3 separate regions of the Homo sapiens genome follow, and all the other regions are linked to region 2. A link is a contact called in ENCODE Hi-C or POLR2A ChIA-PET data. All regions are on one chromosome and are shown on one strand. Each heading gives the region's core, a stretch centred on a gene start or an enhancer-like site at or near the end of the contact. The rest is flanking DNA. Distances are from core to core; before and after follow the strand shown. Region 1 holds the start of CUTC (cutC copper transporter). Region 2 holds the start of AVPI1 (arginine vasopressin induced 1). Region 3 has its middle 4.3 kb from the start of PDLIM1.

Region 1 (2,737 bases), core at 160-2,659, 2.0 Mb before region 2:
TTCTTTTTTGAGGCAGAGTCTCACTCTGTCACCCAAGATGGAGTGCATTGGCGCGATCTCGGCTTACTGCAACCTCCGTGAAGAGGCGTTTTCAAGAGGCTACTTGACATGTTAGACTGAATGAAGCAGCGGGCATGAGAATCCAGCTGTCTTCCATTAAGATATACTGAAGAAACTTGCAAAAATATATTTCCACTCTTTTGCTTTTTTTGTTGTTGTTGTTTAGGAATATTTCTTTTTCAAAAAAATATTATGTCAATATGTAATGGGTTTACTATGGTTATTTTCTAATCAATATTTTAAAATTTTGTTTTAATTTTATTTTTATTTTTTTGAGACGGAGTCTCGCTCTGTCGCCCAGGGTGGAGTGCAGTGGCGCGATCTCGGCTTACTGCAACCTCCGCCTCCCGGGTTCAAGTGATTCTCCTGCCTCAGCCTCCCGAGTAACTGGTATTACAGGCGCCTGCCACCATGCCCAGCTAATTTTTGTATTTTTAGTAGAGACGGGGTTTCACCATGCTGGCCAGGCTGGTCTCGAACTCCTGAGCTCAGATGATCTGTCCCCCTCGGCCTCCCAAAAAAAAATTTGTTTTAATTTCTAATACAGTCAAAATAGATAGATGTAATCCACATAAAGAAAAAATCTTTGAGGATTCTTGATAACTTTTAGGAAGGTTCCTCTTCACGGAGGAAGAGGGACTTGCCAAATTCTCTGGCACCTGCCATGCCATGCTACCCTGGCACTCAGGAAGAACTCGGGTCTTGGAGCAGCCACAAGCTCGGCCACTTGGTAGCTGCGTGACTTTGGGGACCAAGCCCCGTCCCCGCCGTGGCAGCTACAGGTAACTGCAGGTTAGGAACTGGGCTCCGCGCTCGACAATTAACTATCCCAGCGGAGTACTGGCTGCTGGTGCGGGCGGTACTGGCATCCTCGTGTGGCGACGGAAAAAACGTGAAGCTGAAGTTAACCAACTTGCACAAGGTCGCAGGGCCGTTATGAGGGGACCCCGGGACTCGAACCTTGGCTCCACAGCTGAGCCATTCTCGCTACCTGCCCCTCGTCACGCCCTCCGTTTCCACACCTTTAACGCCTCAAAGATAGAAGGTGCCGCCCAAGGGGCTGGAAGGAGCTGAGGAAACGACTCCAGAAGAAATCACCACTGACTACGACTCCCGCCGGCCCGCCCCGGGGAGCCTTCGGCCGACCGTCCCCTCCCCCGCCACCTTCCGCACCGGCCTTCCCGGACGGTATCCGCGCTCGTTTTCGCTCAGAGGAGGCCCCCTGCCTTTTCATGCTCCACGCGTTCCTCCCTCGTGCGCCTGCAGTTTCCACTTGGAATTTGGGCTCCGGCGCGCACCAGCTAAGAAGCGCGTCAACAGCTGCGCGCGCCCGTGCGCGCGTCCCCGACACCTACGCCCCAGCAGCCCCCGCGAAAGCGGAGTCGCAACGCAGGCGCACTTCTGTTCGCTCCGGTCCCCAGAGAAGGCGGGGCTCCCGCTGCCCGACCCGGAAGTGCTTCTCTTTTCCTTGGCGGAGGAGGGAGACCACAGAGCCCTGGGTTGTGGAAGAGGTGGCTGTTCCCTGTCATCAGTATGCAGCGATTGCTCTTTCCGCCGTTGAGGGCCTTGAAGGGGAGGCAGTATCTGCCGCTCCTGGCTCCTAGGGCAGCGCCTAGAGCACAGGTACCGCACTGCAGCGGACTCCGAGTCGCGGGAGCGGGGATGGAGTGAAAGGGCCGGGATAAAGATAATGTAGAGCCCCACATCACGTTTCCGGAGCTCCTTACAGTGCACTCACAACGCATAGGTTCAGATCAGAGCCCCTAGGTTCAGATCTGGAACATTGACCTGCTGTGTGGTATTGGCCAAGTTAATTAAACTTTCTGTTCTTCAGTTTCCTTATCTGTAAAATGGGGATAACAATACCTACTTTAAGGTTTGTTATGAGGATTACATTCTTTAATATACATCAGGCCTTTAGCACATGGTAAAAGCTGAGTAATTTTTACCCATATAGTTTATTTTTGCTTAAAAAGTTCCAAGTAGTCAGATGAGGAAGTATTACTGCATCCTACAGAGAAGGAAATTGAGGCTTAAAGTTACTTTTCTAAAGGTGACTCAGTTAATCAGAAATAGGAAACCGAGCATGGATCTTTGGACTCACAGGGATATAGTAAGAAGAGGGCATGCATTTGCTTAACTAGTAATTATTGAGTGGTTATTATATATTAGGAACTGGAAAAAGAAAGATAAATATTACAAGACTCCTGCCCTGGAGGAAGTCAGTTTATTCATTTGCGAAATCCTTATCATGGTCTCATTATATAAAGGAACAGTGTTAGAAACAAAGCTAGCAGAAGGGAGAGAGCAAGACTGACCGGACACTGCCACCCCAAAGCTCATAGTTTAGTGGGAGATACAAACAGATGAACCTGAAGGTAGAGTGATGTGCTGCATAACAACATTTTGGTCAACAACAGGCCACAGATACAGTCATGGTCCCATAAGATTATAATGGAGCTGCCTTTCCAAGTGTACCTTTTTTTTAAAAAAAAATCTTTTTCTCTAAATTTCTTTTTTAGAGACAGCGTTTTACTTTGTCACCCAGGCTGGAGTGCTGTGGCATGATTATAACTCACTGCAGCCTCCAGCTTGGAAATCCTGGCCTCAAGCATCCTCTTACCTCAGTCACTTAAGTAGCTAAGACTACAAGTGTGTGCCACTGTGCCTAATTTTT
Region 2 (2,849 bases), core at 174-2,673:
TTTACAGAAGAAAAATCAAGCTTAAATGGATAAGAGGTCAGCTATGAAGTAAAAAGGAAGTCAGGGAGACCCAGGAGCCTTTCCTGAGCATTGCTGAACAAGTGCACAAACACTTCATCTTCCAAGGACAAAACAAGCATTTATCAGAGGCCTACTGGACACCCTGCCTCCACTCCTGCCCCCTCCAATCCAAGTTCCAAACTGCAGCCAGAGTGACCTTCTAAAAACACAAACTTGTCATGATGATGAAATTTGCAAAGTGCTGACTGACACTACTGGTACGTGGTAAGTACTATAAAATGCCCGTTACATAAACACAGTACATATAATGCCATTCCTTGTTTAAACCCCTCCAAGGATCACATGCAACCTTCTCTGCCTGCCTCTGCCTTCTACTTCCCACCGTGCTCTCTCTTGCTAGCCTTACTCCGGGTCGCATTTAATTCCTCCGGAGCCAAGCTACCTCCTGGCCCAACCAAATGCCTTTCCCTCTTTCCTTAAAGCAGTCTCCCCAGATCCACTCCTCTTCATTTGACCAGTTTCAACTCCTTCTTTATATCTCAGCTTAAATGCTGCTTCTTCAGCCCTCCTGAACCTCCCAGAGGAAGCTTAGGTTCCTCCATATTTATCCTCTTATAGCCATAACATTGATCACAACTGTAATCACATACTCCATGTTTTAGGTTGTTTAATGCCTGCCTCCCTTACTAGGCTGTAGACTCCCCAGGACAAGGGCTATAGGTCTTTCCGTCTCTCTTGTTTACGGCCTATCAAGGAACTCGGACAGCATAGGTCACTAATGAACATTTCCGAATGCATACAAACTTTAAAATACGGTCTTGTTTAGGTAACCGGCCCAAAGTCGCACAAATGACCCAATATTTGAACCCACGACATTCTGGCTTTGAAGCCCAAGGTCTGACTCCAGCAGACTGCCCCCTCCTCTCCCTCAAAGCCGGAGCCAAACGGTGGGCTGGGAGGGGACTTGAGCGGCAGAGTCTGAGGATCTGCAGAGGGCCACGCGCTGCAAGGCAGTCAGTGCCGCGCGCGCTGGCCTCGGGCCCAGGAGAAGGGGCATCCGTCACGTGTACCCGGCAGGGCCAGCTTTCGCCGCACCCTGGGGCAGGAATGCAGCCCCGCCCAGCTCCCGCGCCAGCAAAACCGCGCTGGCCCTGGGGACTGACGTCAATGAAGGGGGCGCCTCGGGCGCCGCGCGGGGGCGGAGAGGGCGGTGGGCAGGGCCCGGGCAGACACGCCCCCTCACCGCCGCTCCGCCGCCGATTAGGTTTGAGGAAGCTTCGCACTCCGCTTTCGAGGCCAGCGGAGGCGGGGGGCGGGGATGGACACGCCCCCTCCCTGTCTCCCACCGATGATTGGCGCACGGAACTCCGCCTTGGGTTTGGAAGGCTCGCCTGGGAGCTCATACCTGGCTAGGGCCGAGGATTGGCTGTTCCGGGGCTAGGGAGCGCTTTCTCCCGGGAACCGCGGCTGTGACCCAAGTGGCCCGGACCAGTTTGGGGCTGCGTGCGGCCTGCCTCAAGCAACCAGGTACGTAGGTCGGCGGCCCAGCTCGGCGCTGCGGTGGGAGCCGGAGGGCGACAGTCAGAGCCGGGGTGCCAGCGGGACGCGACCGCCAGATCCACTTAGGACCCCGTCGTTCTGCGAAGCGGCCACGTCTGAGTCCCGGGGCCTCCTCGTGCTGCAGATGTCGCCTTAGGACCTCGGCCAGGATACCCTCTGCCATGCTCTTGTGCTGCCCGTGATCACCGACTGGCCCTTGTAAGCACCTTCGCAGAGCTGCGCCTGCCCTTTCTGAAGGCTGTGGAAGAGGTTGGAGTGGGCGCATCTTAGCTTGCCCCATCCCCATTTGAGGTCTGTCGGAGCTGCCCTTCAGTGTGGTGAGTACCTGCTCCAATTCTCCACCGGGCAGTGGAGTGCAGAGGGTACAGAGGCTAGCTTGGGAGTCCTGACTTTGGATCCCTCCCTGCTCCTTCCACAATCTACAGAAGCAGATAGCCTCCGAAAGGCTTCTGGGACCGACCTTCCCCAGAAGACCTCCTCAGCCATCTGGCAGGAACAAAAATAACAGTGGCTTGAGAGCCCGGGTGCTGGGGTCAGACTGCCTGGGTTCATGTCCCAGCTTCCATCACCTGCCAGCTGTGTGACTTTGGGTGTAGCTTTCTCATCTGTAAAATGGGTATAACAATAGTGCCACCTTAAGTGAGGAGGAAAGAAAGCACCCATCTGAACGTGCTCTGTTCTGCGCTTGACACTGAACAAGCTGCCTCTATGATTTTAATCATAAAGCTATGATTTAAAAGTACACAGATTTGTTGATGGCTGTGATGATGAAAATGACAATGATTCTATAGCCCCTGGTAGTCAAACAGCCTTTCCCTTCATCATTTATTCATTCAACCAGCATGCATAGAATGTCTGTGGTATACCAGGTACTAGAAGGAATGCCGTCACAAACTTAATCTCCCTTTTCCTGTTAAGAGTTATTTATACTCACCATTTATTTTAAAAAGCTTATTTAAAATTTTATAGAGGCAGTCTTGCTATGTTGACCAGGCTGGTCTGGAACTCCTGGGCTCAAGCAATCCTCCCACCTCAGCCTCCCAAAGTGCTGGGATTACAGGCGTGAGCCACCAGGCCTGGCCTTATACTATTTTGATGACGAGCAACTTGTGGCAGGGGAAACTGAGACTTATCCAAGGTCACCCAGTTAGCAGCACAGCCAGAATTCAGGGTTCTAGAAATCTTGAAAGGGTTATCCCTAGATCTAGTAGCAGTTTATTTCCAGGTCATATATGAGAACTGGTCTGGGGAAAGGGCCCAGTTCCTTT
Region 3 (2,911 bases), core at 99-2,598, 2.4 Mb after region 2:
AGATGATGTGTGACCCTGGGCAGGCAGCGTAGGGAAGGTGTGCTTTTGGGAAAAGCTGCTCTGTAGTAGAGATAGTCCCTAAAATAACTAAATGCTGAAGGGTGTCCACCTCCTGGCACCTGGGACAGGTCCTTTCATGAAGGGGTTCTGGATGGTGCCTCAGTGCCTCAGCCTTCTCCTTTGTGAAAAGTGCATGATGACACTTCACTGGACTCTTGTTCTGATATAGAACTATATGTATATACATACATATATGGTCTCGCTCTATAGTCCAAGCTGGAGTGCAGTGGCACAGGAACTGCTCACTGCAGCCTCAACTTCCTGGGCTCAAGCAATCCCCCTACCTCAGACTACTGAGTAGCCCTGACGACAGTCATGTGCCACCACACCCAGCTACTTTCGTATTTTTTGTAGGAACGGGGTCTTGCTATGTTGTGCAGGCTGGTCTCGAACTCTAGAACTCAAGCGATCCTCCTGCCTCGGCCTACCAAAGTGCTGGGATTACAGGTGTAAGCCACCGTGCCTGGCCTAATTCATTAATACTAATATAATACATTGTCTTTTTGTTTTAATTTTTCAATATAAGCATTTAATATGAACCACCCTATCTATTACCCTGTTTTGGAATTTCTTCTTCTCCTTTTGATACTCAAGGATGCTTGAGACATTATCGCCCAAGTTTCTCTCTGCTTTTGAGAACACCAGTGCCATCTGTCCAGGTGGAATGGGAACCAGGAGGCAGGTGGGTGACATAGCTGTGGTCCTTGGGCTCGCCCCTCAGTTCTTTGTCTACTAGGCACTCGGCAGGCCTCAGATCTGGCAGTTCATCTACTCACACCTCACCAGCCCTGAGGGAACGCCAGACAGTTCTGTGCCCAGGTAGGTAGGTGTCTTTATATCCAGACGCCCACGAAGCATGCTTTGTGCAACTGGAATCCGAGAGGCACCCAATCCCCAGTGGACACTTCAAGATTTCCCGAGCTGGAGCAGAAAGCAGGAGAAAAGGATTGGGAGCTCAATTCCCTGCCCAGTCGCTAGCGCGGCCGGGAGAACCTCTCCCCGCCGGGTCTCGCATGCAGCCAGCTGCCTGGAGCGGCGCCGCGACGAGTTGCGCGTGGGGCTCCATCAAAGACGCGCAGACCCTGGGAGGGGGGTGACACAGGATAGCACTGGGCGGGTAAAGATGTCTTTGTTTTGCGAGGCTCTGAGCCTGAGTTTCGGTTCTTTTCACAGCAAAGGGAAGCAAGTTGCTTGTTTGATCAGGGCGCCCGCGGCAGGCAGTTGCACGTTTGCAGACGTGAGAACCGGTGCGCGATCTGCGCTCGGCCGCGGTGAAACCAGAGCTTCCGGCGGTTCTTTGCTTGGCTGCGCAGAGCCTGGCCTCACTTAGATACCAGAGCGGACCTCCCAGTCAGGAGTCACACGCTTTCGCTTGGTCCCAGCTAGAAGCCTAGCCCCACAGAGGGCTCTTGAGTTACCTGGGCAAGTCCAGGACTTGTTCTGCAGAGTCAACGAGACTTATTGTAAAGCTGAGCACAATCCTAGACTTACTGTCTTTAGGAAATGGGGCTGTTGTTCCAGGAAGTAGTCTCCACACAGTGGCTCTAAAAGGTCCTGGTAATTGCACCCTGGGTGTGGGAGTTGCCAGCTCTGCAGAGGCCAAGCTGGGGGAGCCAGGGCATCAACCACTTCCCACCCAGGTCACATTGTAAAACTGGACTGAGAGCTGGAGAGACCACTGTCCCACCCCTTGCACTTTCCACCCTCCTTGCTTCCCTCTTCTCATTCTCCCCGCTTGCCCTAGAACACCCAGATGTTGAATTTAGGCTGTTTAGGTTAACAAACTTTCATGGAATGTGTTATAATAATAAAAATAAGGCAAACTGAAGTTTGGAGAGGTTGCTTAAGGCCATTCAACTAGCACTGGGCAGGAGTCGAGGGTCTGAGGGAACTGGAAAGCATGAATAAATTGTGTTTAAGTAATGGTGTTTAAGGTAAGAGAAGATTGTTTATGTTTTGGGGTGAGGGTCGTCAATCTTTTTCTGGGTATTTTCTGAGTATATATGCTGTGTGCCCAGTTCAGAGCTAGCTGGTTGGGGGAGAGAAGAGGAGATAAAAAAGATAAATGGAGGCCGGGCGCGGTGGCTCACGCTGTAATTCCAGCACTTTGGGAGGCCGAGGTGGGTGTATCACTTGAGGTCAGGAGTTCGAGACCAGCCTGGCCAACATGGTGAAACCCCATCTCTACTAAAAAGACAAAAATTAGCCAGGCGTGGTGGCAGGTGCCTGTAATCCCAGCTACTTGGAAGGCTGAGGCAGGAGAATCACTTGAACCTGGGAGGCAGAGGTTGCGGTGAGCGGAGATCGTGCCACTACACTCCAGCCTGGGAAACAGAGTGAGACTCTGTCTCAAAAAAAAAAAAAAAAAAAAGGATAAATGATCAGGTCTCTATCCTGAGAAAGACTAGCATTTAGTCTCCATCCAAGGAGCTGGGACCATTTTGATGTTTATTATGAAAATTTTACATCATCATTAGAGGCAATTATTAAAAAAAATTCTCATTCTGTCTGCCACTACTTTTCCTACTTTCTCTTAATTTCAATAGGTAGATAAGCTTTTATTTTTTAACACGGTATACGAATAATTTTGTTGCACTCTTTTTACATATTTTGAAAACACATTTCCCTGTCTCTTCACAGTCTTCCTGGTTATTTTCATGCTGCATACTCTTCCCTCTTACGGCCATACCATATTTAGCCACTTTTCTGTTACTGGTTGATTCCAGTTTTTTGTCATTATAAATAATGCAGCTATAAATATCTGTATACATACAGCATTTTTCTTTTTAAAAATTATGTCCTTGGAATTGTTGCCCAGAAAGTGGATGACTGGGTCAAAGGGCTGACTGTT

The links. Hi-C counts contacts between places; a loop is a spot of excess contacts on that map. ChIA-PET counts read pairs that join two places held with the same protein, here RNA polymerase II (POLR2A). Pooled maps may share reads with other maps.
Region 1: a pooled map shows a loop between it and region 2 (8-fold over the local background). The contact joins the promoter of CUTC here to the promoter of AVPI1 in region 2. A Hi-C loop is called at or near these places in 6 of 50 pooled maps. POLR2A ChIA-PET finds 5 or more read pairs at or near these places in 2 of 52 experiments (H1 and MCF 10A).
Region 3: a pooled map shows a loop between it and region 2 (6-fold over the local background). The contact joins the enhancer-like site here to the promoter of AVPI1 in region 2. A Hi-C loop is called at or near these places in 2 of 50 pooled maps.

What each region holds. Positions count from the first base shown.
Region 1 is chr10:99,730,906-99,733,642 of GRCh38, reverse strand. CUTC (cutC copper transporter) reads right to left here and starts at 1,409. Exons shown (of 9, transcript NM_015960.3): 1 at 1,234-1,409. The coding sequence starts at 1,294. COX15 (cytochrome c oxidase assembly factor COX15) reads left to right here and starts at 1,516. Exons shown (of 9, transcript NM_078470.6): 1 at 1,516-1,683. The coding sequence starts at 1,594. RefSeq lists an enhancer at 1,595-1,814.
Region 2 is chr10:97,685,815-97,688,663 of GRCh38, reverse strand. It overlaps AVPI1 (arginine vasopressin induced 1), which reads left to right and starts at 1,423. Exons shown (of 3, transcript NM_021732.3): 1 at 1,423-1,898. RefSeq lists enhancers at 379-1,332, 400-1,599, 1,333-2,286 and a silencer at 1,057-1,436.
Region 3 is chr10:95,293,813-95,296,723 of GRCh38, reverse strand. No RefSeq gene overlaps it. Among named protein-coding and RNA genes, the nearest start is that of PDLIM1, 4.3 kb to the right of the region's middle. RefSeq lists enhancers at 870-1,049, 1,070-1,119, 1,390-1,719, 1,166-1,762. Within about 2 kb of position 1,348, at least 27 of the 41 ENCODE cell types and tissues checked have a DNase peak (open chromatin) inside an H3K27ac peak, as active enhancers do.